Linked DNA regions of Mus musculus: region 2 is linked to region 1. Evidence: chromatin loops called from intact Hi-C (ENCODE). Cell type or tissue: heart. All regions are shown on one strand. Each heading gives the region's core, and the rest is flanking DNA. Links, peaks and the distances in the headings are about the cores only. Region 1 holds the start of Ctps (cytidine 5'-triphosphate synthase). Region 2 holds the start of Scmh1 (sex comb on midleg homolog 1).

Region 1 (5,370 bases), core at 176-5,175:
GGAACAAAGAAAGGGGAATTCTGCAGGACGCATTTCCCAGCTCCACTCCTCCCAGGAACGAGAATGAACAAACTTGGCAAGGAAAGCATAATGCTTGAAATACCTTTCCCCTTACACAGTAAGGAATGTTATCCTGCTCTTTCTACCCTCTGCGCAGTCGTTTCAAAAGTGTACTTCTACAAAATACAACTGGGTTTCCCAGAAAGGTTTTGACAGGATAAGGTACTCCATGCCTGTAAAGAAAGGGGCACTTGGAAAGAGAAAGGAGGGTTGCCCCAAGTTCAAAGACACCTGATCTACATACATATGGAATTCCTATCTCAAAAGAGGGGAAGGTGACTTTATGGGCAGAAAAAAAAAAAAAATCAAAAGAAATGATGACTAGTCTTTAACCCAAGACCTTCAGGAGTGTTTAGTATGCTTATGCAGACTGTGAACCCCAAAAGGGTAGACAATATCCTTGAGAGAAAAACTGTATCACCTCATAATTATATGGTTCCTTCTTATTAATGCATTTATCAAACTTGGCTATATTTTAGTATTTTAGATAAGTCCAAACCTGGCATCCTGGCATTTCTTACTAAGACTACAGCCTAGACTCACTGAGTCAATTTCTGATGTTCCTACAGATTCCTCAGTTCAGAACAGGTTGTCACGGGATCACCTCATCTTGTCCCAACTTTATTCAGATCTCTCTGTGTGTATGTGCGTGTGTGTTTCTGAGAGAGAGAGAGATTGAGACTCAGACAGACAGACAGACAGACAGACAGACACTAAGATTCTGGCAGTCTCCCAGAGTGACTGGCAAAAAAATATTCCAAAAGCCACAAAGAGCCAGTTGGAGAGGACCCATTCCCTAACGTTTACAAACTACCTATTATGGGAGAGCTACTCACATGCTGGGGGTACCACAAACTTAAGTCAAATGTGGGTCCAACTTAAGTATCTCCGGGAGAGATGACCTGGACTGAGGGAGGATCCAGGAGCTCCTTTTGAAAACCTGCCTTGTAATGGGCCCGTAAGGCTGACTGACTGAAATGAGCTAGGAATCAGGCAAAGCATGAACAAGCAGGTGAGCCCACAGGATGCACCAAGAAAAAAAGATTAGGGCAAAGGGATGGCCAGGGGCCAGTCCATGGGCAAAGTTGAATGTCCACGCTGCACTTTTTTTTCTGAAGATGACAAGACACAAAAGGTTTTTCAAGTACAGGAGCTATAATATAGAGCAAGGGGCACCAGATAAATTCACGAATGAAAAATGTGAAAGCTTTTGTTAAAAAAAAAAAAAAATGAAGTTGGTGAAAATCAGGCTCAGGATCCACCGCAGATGTGCTGAAATCTAAATCTAGCCCCGAAGTGCCTGATGCCCGGGTTCGCACCGCCGTAAAAAGTGGGACGAGAACCACAGCAGCACCCACCCGCGTCACCCGGCTGCTGAGGATTTAAAATAATGAGTGTGGACGTAAGGCAGCCACGCTGACGTAGTGGCCTCAAGAACGCCAGCATCTTCGCGCTGGGCTGGAAAGAGAGACAGCAGCTGGGTAGCCTGGGCCGTGAGGCCCAGCGAACCTACAAGCCCCTTCCTCCCGCGCGCCGGGCAGCGCCGGGAGGAGCTCAAGGCCGCCAGTCGGGCCCCATCACAGGCTGGGGCTCTGGGAGACCCCTCCGCGGCGGCACACCGCGCTCTCTACCTCACCAAGCCCGGCTGCCCGCGTCGCCGGACTCGGCCCCTTTCCTTAGCCGGGCCACGCGGCCCGCGCGCGGGAGCCGGCAGCTCGCGTTCCGGGACTGCCCGCCCCACTCCCGTTAGAGATGCAGCCCATTGGGCAGAACGCCGGGCCAGCTCTCCCCTGATTGGTGAGAAGAGACGTTTATCGCCCCGGCGGCGTGGCCGTCCGCGCCGGGCTCTGTCGGCGCCACAGGCTCTTGCACCCGGGAGCCGTTCCACCGGGATCCCTGAAGTCTGCCTACCTGAGGCCGGCTTCGGAGTCTCGTGTCAGCCACAGCAAGGCCGGCGCGCGCGTGGTGAGCCTCGGGCAGCCAGTGCTCGGCCGGGCCGCATGCGCCAGCCGTCTTTCTGAGAGGCGGGCTCTAGGCGGTGCGCACGCAGAGGGCGGGGAGAGGCGGGCCCAGGGGAGGGTGGGGCTAGGGCGCGCATGCGCGGGACGTCTCGCCGCAGCTTGTTGAGTGGCTACTGCGGGTGGGTCTCGGGAGTTGTGGGTTCTGTGGGCTTCCTCGCCCGAGGTCTAGAGGATGCTGGTGACTCGCATCTAACCGGAACCCTGAGGGCCTTTGCCTGGTCCCGCAATAGCCGGTGGACACTCTCACCTCCCATCCGCCTTCCCTCAGGCTGCGGGCCAAATCATCTCGTGCTCTCGCCCCGCACCGCCGCCTTCTCCCGGTGCCTGCTTGTCTCCCTCTTAGGCCGGGCCGCTTGGCTTCACGTCCTAGCCAGCTGCCTTTCCACACAACGCACCCTGACGGTGCCTGCATTAGAACAACTGTCGCGAGCCTACTTCCATCCGGCACTAAATGTAGAGAGGCAAACGAGCCCACTTCTAACAAGTCATGGGGATTTTCACAGACGATTGGGACTTGGGGAGTTAGTGTACAGCGGGTTCTGAACACGTAGCAGAAACGTTTACTGGCAAGGAAGGGAGGGAGGAATAGAAAATGAGGCAGAAGAAAAAGTCTGTGTGCACATTCCAGGCGAGGTCCAGAAGAGCCTTGCAGAGTGAACAGTGCAGGCTGGAGAGGTTGGAAGGGCAGCTCTATGCAGAGCGTTGTAGGCAAAAGATTTACAGCACCCAAGGTGATGATTTTGTCTTTTGAATACTACATAAACCCATGTGAGTTTTTAATACCCTCCACCCTGCAAAAACTACACAAAGGTTTCCTTAGGAAGTACCTTGTACCTTGAACTCCATCCAGGAGGCTTGTTTCCTTCCATTAGGAGTAATTTATTGCTTTTTTTTTTCTTCTGTCTTTGCTGAAAGAGTTAAAGAAAAGGTATGCCTCCCATGACCATACTGGTTTTTTTCAGGAAAATGACTCAAACAAGTAGAATTCCAAGAAACCACTTAGGAGAATTCTACAGGGGCTTCTCTCGGAGACTTCCGGATTCTTTCAGATCCCAACCAACAGCATGCTCTGAGTCTGCCCAAATACCCAAACTGCTCTGCTCCAAGAAGCTTCCATAAGAGGTACAAAACTGAACTCCTCCCCCAGTCGCTCTTCTGGGGGACCCCTTCACTCCCCTCCACTCTCCCATATTCTCTTTGATGGTCTTGCTTTCCATTTCACCAAGAAAATGCAAGCCAACAAGAGAACTTCTGTCTACCAGCCTGCTTTCATGTGTGCGAGCAGCATGGTCTTTCATCTTGGTACTTCAGACAAGTGGCTGCAGTGGAGAGGGCAGCCCCCCTCTTCTCACTGCTTCAGGTGCCATACAACTCACCGATGCCTGGGATGTCTCCCCTCCACATCACCAGTTTTCTCCTTCTACTACCCCAGTGCAGAGTGTTACATGGTTCTCCCATGTTTGCCCAGGGCCCTTGTTTGTCTACAGCCATCTCTGCTTCACCTCCCAGTCTGTCACTTTTCAGCAAAACTCGAGGAAAATGTTGGCACTGACTATCTCTGGGTTTTGTTTTCCACCCTTTTCCTTGTACGAGTTCTAGTCAGCCATTGTTCATGTTCCTGTTAACTAAATATTTTTATGTGTTTTGGTCATGAGCCAATGTCGTTAAAGCCTGAACTATGTCCAGCCCAGTTTATGTTCTGTAATTCCACCAAAAATGTTTTGATCAAAAATCAAGTTCATGTTCCCAAACCTTATCTCTGAACATAGGGTACAGATTCTAATTCCATACCTGTTCTCAGACCCTAAAGGAAGACAATATGTGCATGATGTGAATGCATTTATGCATACTTAAACTACTTGTTTTCCTAACCTTAGACTCAGTCTTCCTGTAAGCTTCTATGTGCAGCCATAGTCCCAAAACACAGCCCCCTGAACTGACATCCTCTGTGGCATCTTATGTCCCCGCTGGTCATTCCCTCCCTAAAATGGTCTTCTCCTGGCTTCTTGGAAACCATATTCATTTTTTTCCCTGAGTTATAGGCCTCCTGCATCTGCCTAGATCCTCTTCTTGACCTGTAAATAGTGTTCTGCCTTGGGCCTTATTTTAAAAGTCTCCACTTAAATCATCTTCTAAATAATCATGTTCAAAATGACAACTCTGGAATTGATATCCCTAGCCTGGACTTGTTCTGAACTTCATGAGTAATTCCCCTCCTAGCACAGTACTTAGTCAGCTAGGCATCTTGTCCTCCATCTCCACCTGCCTCTCTGGGATGCCTTTCATCATCAACTGCTCCTCAGAGAATGGGGTCAAGGCAAACTTTCTAAAAAGGGCAGGTCACCCATACTCGATGCTACACAAGCAACTGAGCTCTGTCTTCATAGCACAGAAGTTGAAACAGTTAATACATCATGAAGTAAGTATGGTTTTTCCGAAGAAAACTGTGTTTCGCTGGGAGATGGTGGCACGAGCCTTTAATCCCAGCACTCGGGAGGCAGAGGCAGGCAGATTTCTGAGTTCGAGGCCAGCCTGGTCTACAGAGTGAGTTCCAGGACAGCCAGGGCTACACAGAGAAACCCTGTCTCAAAACAAACAAACAAAAAAAACCAAAACAAACCAAACAAAAACAACAAAAATGAAATAAAGCTGGAGGAACATATGAGGAAGACATTCTAATGTCATTCTCGGGCCTCTTAACCTTAACATGTCCCATTACAAGTGAGTATACACACACACACACACACACACGAGTCTTGATTGAATATGTGATACTACAGAATATAGGCTATCTTCAAGGTTTTCTAGAGTTGATAGATCATATAATCATCGGTGATGAGAAGACCAAATAAATGTATATAACTGAATGTAAAATGTCAGAATTATGCTGATAGCCATTTCAGAAGTTGCTGGAAGTTCTAATCCCAAGCCAAAATTCATTTAATGATTCTTTTAGAAATTAATATCAAGTCAGTCAGCAACTCAAACTCAAACAGCAATTTTTTAATCAAACATTCTTTCCCTTTCTTTTTCTTTCTTTCTTTTTTTGTTTTAGTTTTAGTTTTTGGTTTTTCGAGACAGGGTTTCTCTGTGCAGCCCTGGCTATCCTAGAACTCACTCTGTAGACCAGGGGGGCCTTGGACTCAGAAATCTGCCTGCCTCTGCCTCCCAAGTGCTGGTATTCCACACCACTGCCCAGCTTCTTCATTTTTTTTGTAATACAAGGACAACCTTGAACTTCTGATCCTTCTACCTCCACTTATGAAATACAAGGATTACAGACATGGAC
Region 2 (5,370 bases), core at 168-5,167, 170 kb before region 1:
GTGTGTTCTTTTGTGATTGGGTTATCTCACTCAGGGTGGTATTTTCAAGTTTCATCCATTTACCTGTGAATTTCATGAAGTCATTGTTTTTAATAGCTGAGTAGTGCTCCATTGTGTAAATGTAACACATTTTCTATATCCATTCTTCTGTTGAGGGGCATTTGGGTTGTTTCCAGCATCTAGCTATTATAAATAAGGCTGCTATGAACATAGTGGAGCATGTGTCCTTATTACATGTTGGAACATCTTCTGGGTATATGCCCAGGAATGGTATAGCTGGGCCCTCAGGTAGTACTATGTCCAATTTTCTGAGGAATTACCAGATTGATTTCCAGAGTGGTTGTACCAGTTTGCAATCCCACCAGCAATGGAGGAATGTTCCTCTTTCTCCACATCCTTGCTAGCATCTGCTGTCACCTGAGTTTTTGATCTTAGCCATTCTGACTGGTGTGAGATGGAATCTGAGTTGTTTTGATTTGCATTTTCCTGATGACTAAGGATGTTGAACATTTCTTTAGGTGCTTCTCAGCCATTCGATTTTCCTCAGTTGAGAATTCTGTTTAGCCCTGTTCCCCATTTTTAAATAGGGTTCTTTGGTTCTCTGGAGTCTAACTTCTTGAGTTCCTTGTATATATTGGATATTAGCCCTCTATGTAGGATTGGTAAAGATCTTTTCCCAACCTATTGGTTGCTGTTTTGACCTATTGTGGTTTGCCTTACAGAAGTCTTGCAATCTTCTTTTTGTTTGTTTGTTTTTTGTTTTGTTTTGTTTTTTTGTTTTTTGAGACAGGGTTTCTCTGTGTAGCCCTGGCTGTCCTGGAACTCACTCTGTAGACCAGGCTGGCCTCGAACACAGAGATCTACCTGCCTCTGCTTCCCAAGTGCTGAGTTTAAGGCATGCCACCATCGCCTGGCAAGCCTTGCAATCTTATGAGGTCCCATTTTCAATTCTTGATCTTAGAGCATAAATATTGGTGTTCAGGAATGTTTCCCCTGTGCCCATGTGTTCGAGGTTCTTCCCCACTTTCTCTTCTATTAGATCCAGGGTATCTGGTTTTCTGTAGAGGTCCTTGATCCACTTGGACTTGAACTTTGTACAGGGAGAAGGAAGGTCCATCCAGAGACTGCCCCACTTGGGAATCTATCCCGTATACAGTTGCCAAACCCAGACGCTATTGCAGATGCTAGAAAGTGCTTGCTGACTGGAGCCTGATATGGCTGTCTCCTGAGACGCTCTGCCAAAGCCTGACAGATACAGAGGCAGATGCTTGCAGCCAACTATTGGACTGAGCATGGGGTCCCCAATGAAGGAATTGGAGAAGGGACTGAAGGAACTGAGGGGGTTTGTAGCCCTATGGGGGGAGCAACAGTGTCAACTGGCCAGACCCCTCCCCCCCCAGCTCCCGGGGACTGGATCACCAACCAAAGAGTATACAGGGAGGGACCCATGGCTCCGGCCATATATGTGGCAGAGGATAGCCTCGTTGGACATCAGTGGGAGGAGCGGCCCTTGGGCCTTAGGGGTTTGATCCCTCAGTGTCGTGGAATGTCAAGGAGGGAAGGCATTGAGTGTGTGGGTGGGTGGGGGAGCACCCTCATAGAGGCTGGGGGAGCAGGGATAGGATAGGGGGTTTTTGGAGGGGAGACCTGGAAAGGGGATAACGTTTGAAATGTAATAAGGAAAATATCCAATAGAAGAGAGAGAGGAAAAAAAATTGAAGTTCTAGTGTAGATGTGCAAGGATCTGCCGTGCTTTGGCTTCCCTTCATTCTCTAACATTAACAGCATCACCACCAGATTCCCAGAGCCTCTCAGACTCTTGATAGCCATCCCTGCCACACCTTTGCTCTCAGTCTCTCCTCATCCTGAGAAGCCTTTCTTTGCAGCTTCCTCTAGGAACCAGATTGAATGAGCTTCGGGCTAAGTAAGGGCTGCTTTCCCGGAACTCTCTGGTTCTGGTGTGAGTTCCATAGCTGTGATAAAGACCCCTACCAAAAGCAACCTGGGAGAGGAAATGGTTTATTTGGCTTACACTTCCACAACATTGTTCATCTCTGAGGGAGGTGAGAACAGCAACAGGGAGACAGGAAATGAAGCTAGGCTATGGAGCAACATCCTTTATTGGCCTCTCTTTATACCACCTAGGACCACCTCTGCCCAGGGGTAGCACCTCCCACATCAATCATTAGACAAGAAAATGCCCACCCAGACTTTGCCTATAGGCCATTCTGATGGAGACTGTTATGCAACTGAGATTCCACCTTCTGAGATAAGAGTAGATTTGTTTCAGGCTGATAAAAATCAACCAGCATTTCCCTTAACACCTGACCTCCAGGCAAGAGCACAGCCAGTAAAATTGTGTGATCTTGGAGACGTAGCTCTCCCCCCCACCCCCATGAACTTCAGTTTCCGCGGGCTAAAACATAACGTTCTTGAGACACAATTGTGTGTGGGGTGGGGTAGCATCATTGGAAGGACCCTAGCCACTGTAGTACCTAGCACGCTAACATTCAAAGCCTACTACGGGGCAAAAGTGAAGGCCTGCTTTTGTTAGTCTTGTTGCACCTTTTGGGGCGCACTGGTTTTCTCCTCATAGTAGTTTTCCTCCCGCCTGCGCATTGGAAAGACTAAAGGTGCGAAGGAACTCTTTTAAGATTACTCCACAGCCGGCCACCAGCTGGGTGGGGGCTGAGGGCCGACGGGATTCGAACCTGGGACCTCAGAGGACGTCATTCACTTGTCTGGGAGACGCGAGCAATCCAGTGGGTCGCGGCTTTTTTTTTTTTTTTTTTTTTTTTTTTTTTTTTTTTAGGGCTGGCGGTCGCGAGGCGGGGGGAAGGCGCGAGGGGTCGCCCCTTCCCGCCGCCCCGCGCGCGCGCGCGAGAGAACCCAACGGCCGCGGCGCGCGCCACCTCGCGGCAGGAGTCTCTGGCGGGCGGGGCTGGGCAGCTCTCGCCCCCGCCCCCCGCCCCTCGGCCGCCGCCGCCGCCGCCGCCGCCGCCTCGGTGGAGCCCCCCGCCTCCCGCCGCCGCCTCAGCCGAGCCGCTCTCCAGAGCCGTCGCCCGCCCCTGCCGGCGTCCTCGCTCGCTCCCTGCGCAGCGGAAACATGGCGGCTGGATGGGAGTGAGCCGCCCGCGCCCCGCGCCGCTGTCGCCCTCAGGTAAGCGCCTCACTGCCACCCCCGGCCCGGTCCGGGCCCCTCAAGGCCCGCCTTACGGCCACGGGCTGGAGCGAGTCCCCGCCCGGTGACCCTGGTGTCTGTGTCCGCGGCCCTCCGGCGGCCGTGTCAACCCGGCCAGAACCCCGGCGGCCTGCGCCGCATCTGCTCGGGCCCAGTGTCCGGCGGCGGCCTGACGCGTCGGGGTCGGTCGGGGGCGCGGCGCGCGAGTCCCCGCACAGGGCCCCTTCCGAGCGGGGAGCAGGGCTTGGGGCGGAACCGGGAAGCCTGGCTCGGGCCCAGTGCGGGGGCTCTTTCGGGCTGCTGGGACGCGTCGCCAGAGAGATTCGCCTGGGTCCCAGCAGCGGAGCACCGGGGGTCGTGAACACAGTGGGCTTGGAGCTTTCTTCAGGGGTCCCGGGGCTGGGGGCGGGGTGGGGGAGACTCACTTGTGTCACCTGCCTGGAGCCGGGCAAACACCCGGCGGCTACAGAAGGTTTCGAACCTGAGACAGGGAACGGCGGACAACCTTAGAGCACAGCAGGGGAAGGAGTTCCCTAGTAGATAGGTGAACCCCAAAACATACCCCAAAGCGAAGAGATCTGAGAGTCATCCAGGCTCCCCCTACTCTTATCCTATTCGGGAAGGAAGTTATCTTTAAAAATTCCAAATAATACCCTAATAATTTGGCGAACCTTTTAGGACGGCTCTCCGTCCTAGTCCTAATAACCTTTCTAAAGTAAGGCCGTCCAGTCTGGTCCTGGATGGATTTGGTTATAGGTAGAAAGGAACGGCTGTCTCTCGTCTTTCTGCTTCGTTTCCTCTTGGGCAGCTGTTAAGAGTGAAGATAGTAATCGTGTCCCCTGAGTCTTATTTTGGCTAACTCCCAATTCCTTTAGTCTTTTTCTTTACTCTGGTCTTTGATCCGCTCCTTTGATGAGCACTGGTTTGCCCATATTGCCCCCACAGAAGAGCTTCTTGTGAGCAGAGAGACCAAGCTCAATCATTTCTAAGGGAAGAGCTTTGACCCTAAAGGACTGACCTTAAATAAAAAGTACTCTCCCTTCCTCATTTTCGTACTGCGTTGAACTTAGCGGGTGGGGGTAGGGAGGGGAGAGGGAAAAGCTGTATAGTAGTAGCATGTGTTCCCCCAAGCTAAAAGAGATCATCCTGTTTTGTGGTTTCTCTTCCTTTGAAAAATTGAACACTTCATCAAGTGAGCTAATGTATATCAAAAGATTGTACAGTGTAATATATCATGCAGATAAAAGAGCTTATTATTTTTGCTCTAAAAAGGACTGAGACCTAGATTGGTGCCAAACTGCAATTTAATATTTGCTTGGAGAGAGAACTGCCTTATGACAATGAACTCTGCTTTTTTTCCCTGCCAGCAGAAGGCCTCAACTTGCTGTGAAAAAAACACTTTCTGTTGCTCATTAAAAAAGCATTCCTTTTTTTTCCTTTTTTTTTTTTTAAAGTTTAATTCTTAGCCTTGGTGGTACGTAGGGTTAAAGTACTTAAAACGGATCTTTTATTAGTTTTTTAGACCTTTGCCTAAGCATCCCTGCAAACAAGTAATTTCTTAAGCCCATTAGGGAAGTGATGGCTTTGTAGATAAAATGCTAAGATCTGTGGCTGGGACCTCATTCAAGATCTGAGCAAAGTTTCACTGTTTTTGTAACTAAGGCAAGCGCATACCAGCAGTCAGAACTGTGTTTATCTTTGTACTTATGTCTTTGTTTTTTGAATTGGTTAGTGGTTTTTAAGTTTGTAGCACATAAGTCAAAATTTTAAAGGTGTTGCTTTTTAATTGTGTGTGTGTGTGTGTGCGCGCGCGCCCATGGAGGCTAGAGGAATAAGATTTCTCTACAACTGGAGTTATAGAGAGTTGTAAGATAACAGTTGGGTGCTAAGAGCTAGGCTTGGTTCCTCTGGAAGAGAGATACATGATCTTAAACATTGAGCTATCTCACCAGCTCCACACATGTCAGATTTTAATTTCTGGAATGTTAGTTTGTGCAAATACTGTTTCACTTTTGTGTAACTTGTTAAAGAATTATATGGTGCCATTCTGTACAGAACTGCACCCTCCAGGGTAAGGATTCAAAACTGGGAAAACTCTGATATGAACATTACAATGAAATTTAAACTTGCTGTATTGTAACCTTTATACTTATATACTACCATGTGTCAGGCATTGAGTTATGTATGGT

What was found. A loop is a pair of places that touch in the nucleus more often than their neighbours do. Peaks named below come from ENCODE experiments on the same cell type or tissue, not always from the same donor. Only the 100,000 strongest peaks of a DNase experiment are listed, where the experiment ranks them.
Region 2: a loop joins it to region 1, with 2.3 times the contacts of the local background. A loop is called at or near these places in 2 of 42 quality-filtered maps.

Annotation. Positions count from the first base shown.
Region 1 is chr4:120,568,180-120,573,549 of GRCm38, forward strand. It overlaps Ctps (cytidine 5'-triphosphate synthase), which reads right to left and starts at 2,097. Exons shown (of 19, transcript NM_016748.2): 1 at 1,972-2,097. In heart, for the core only: no CTCF peak of the experiment used is centred there; DNase peaks (open chromatin) are centred at 1,862 and 2,112; H3K4me3 peaks cover 3,186 bases; H3K27ac peaks cover 2,788 bases.
Region 2 is chr4:120,402,297-120,407,666 of GRCm38, forward strand. Scmh1 (sex comb on midleg homolog 1) reads left to right here and starts at 3,052. Exons shown (of 18, transcript NM_001379185.1): 1 at 3,052-3,160. In heart, for the core only: a CTCF peak has its summit at 2,907; a DNase peak (open chromatin) is centred at 3,265; H3K4me3 peaks cover 2,988 bases; H3K27ac peaks cover 2,840 bases.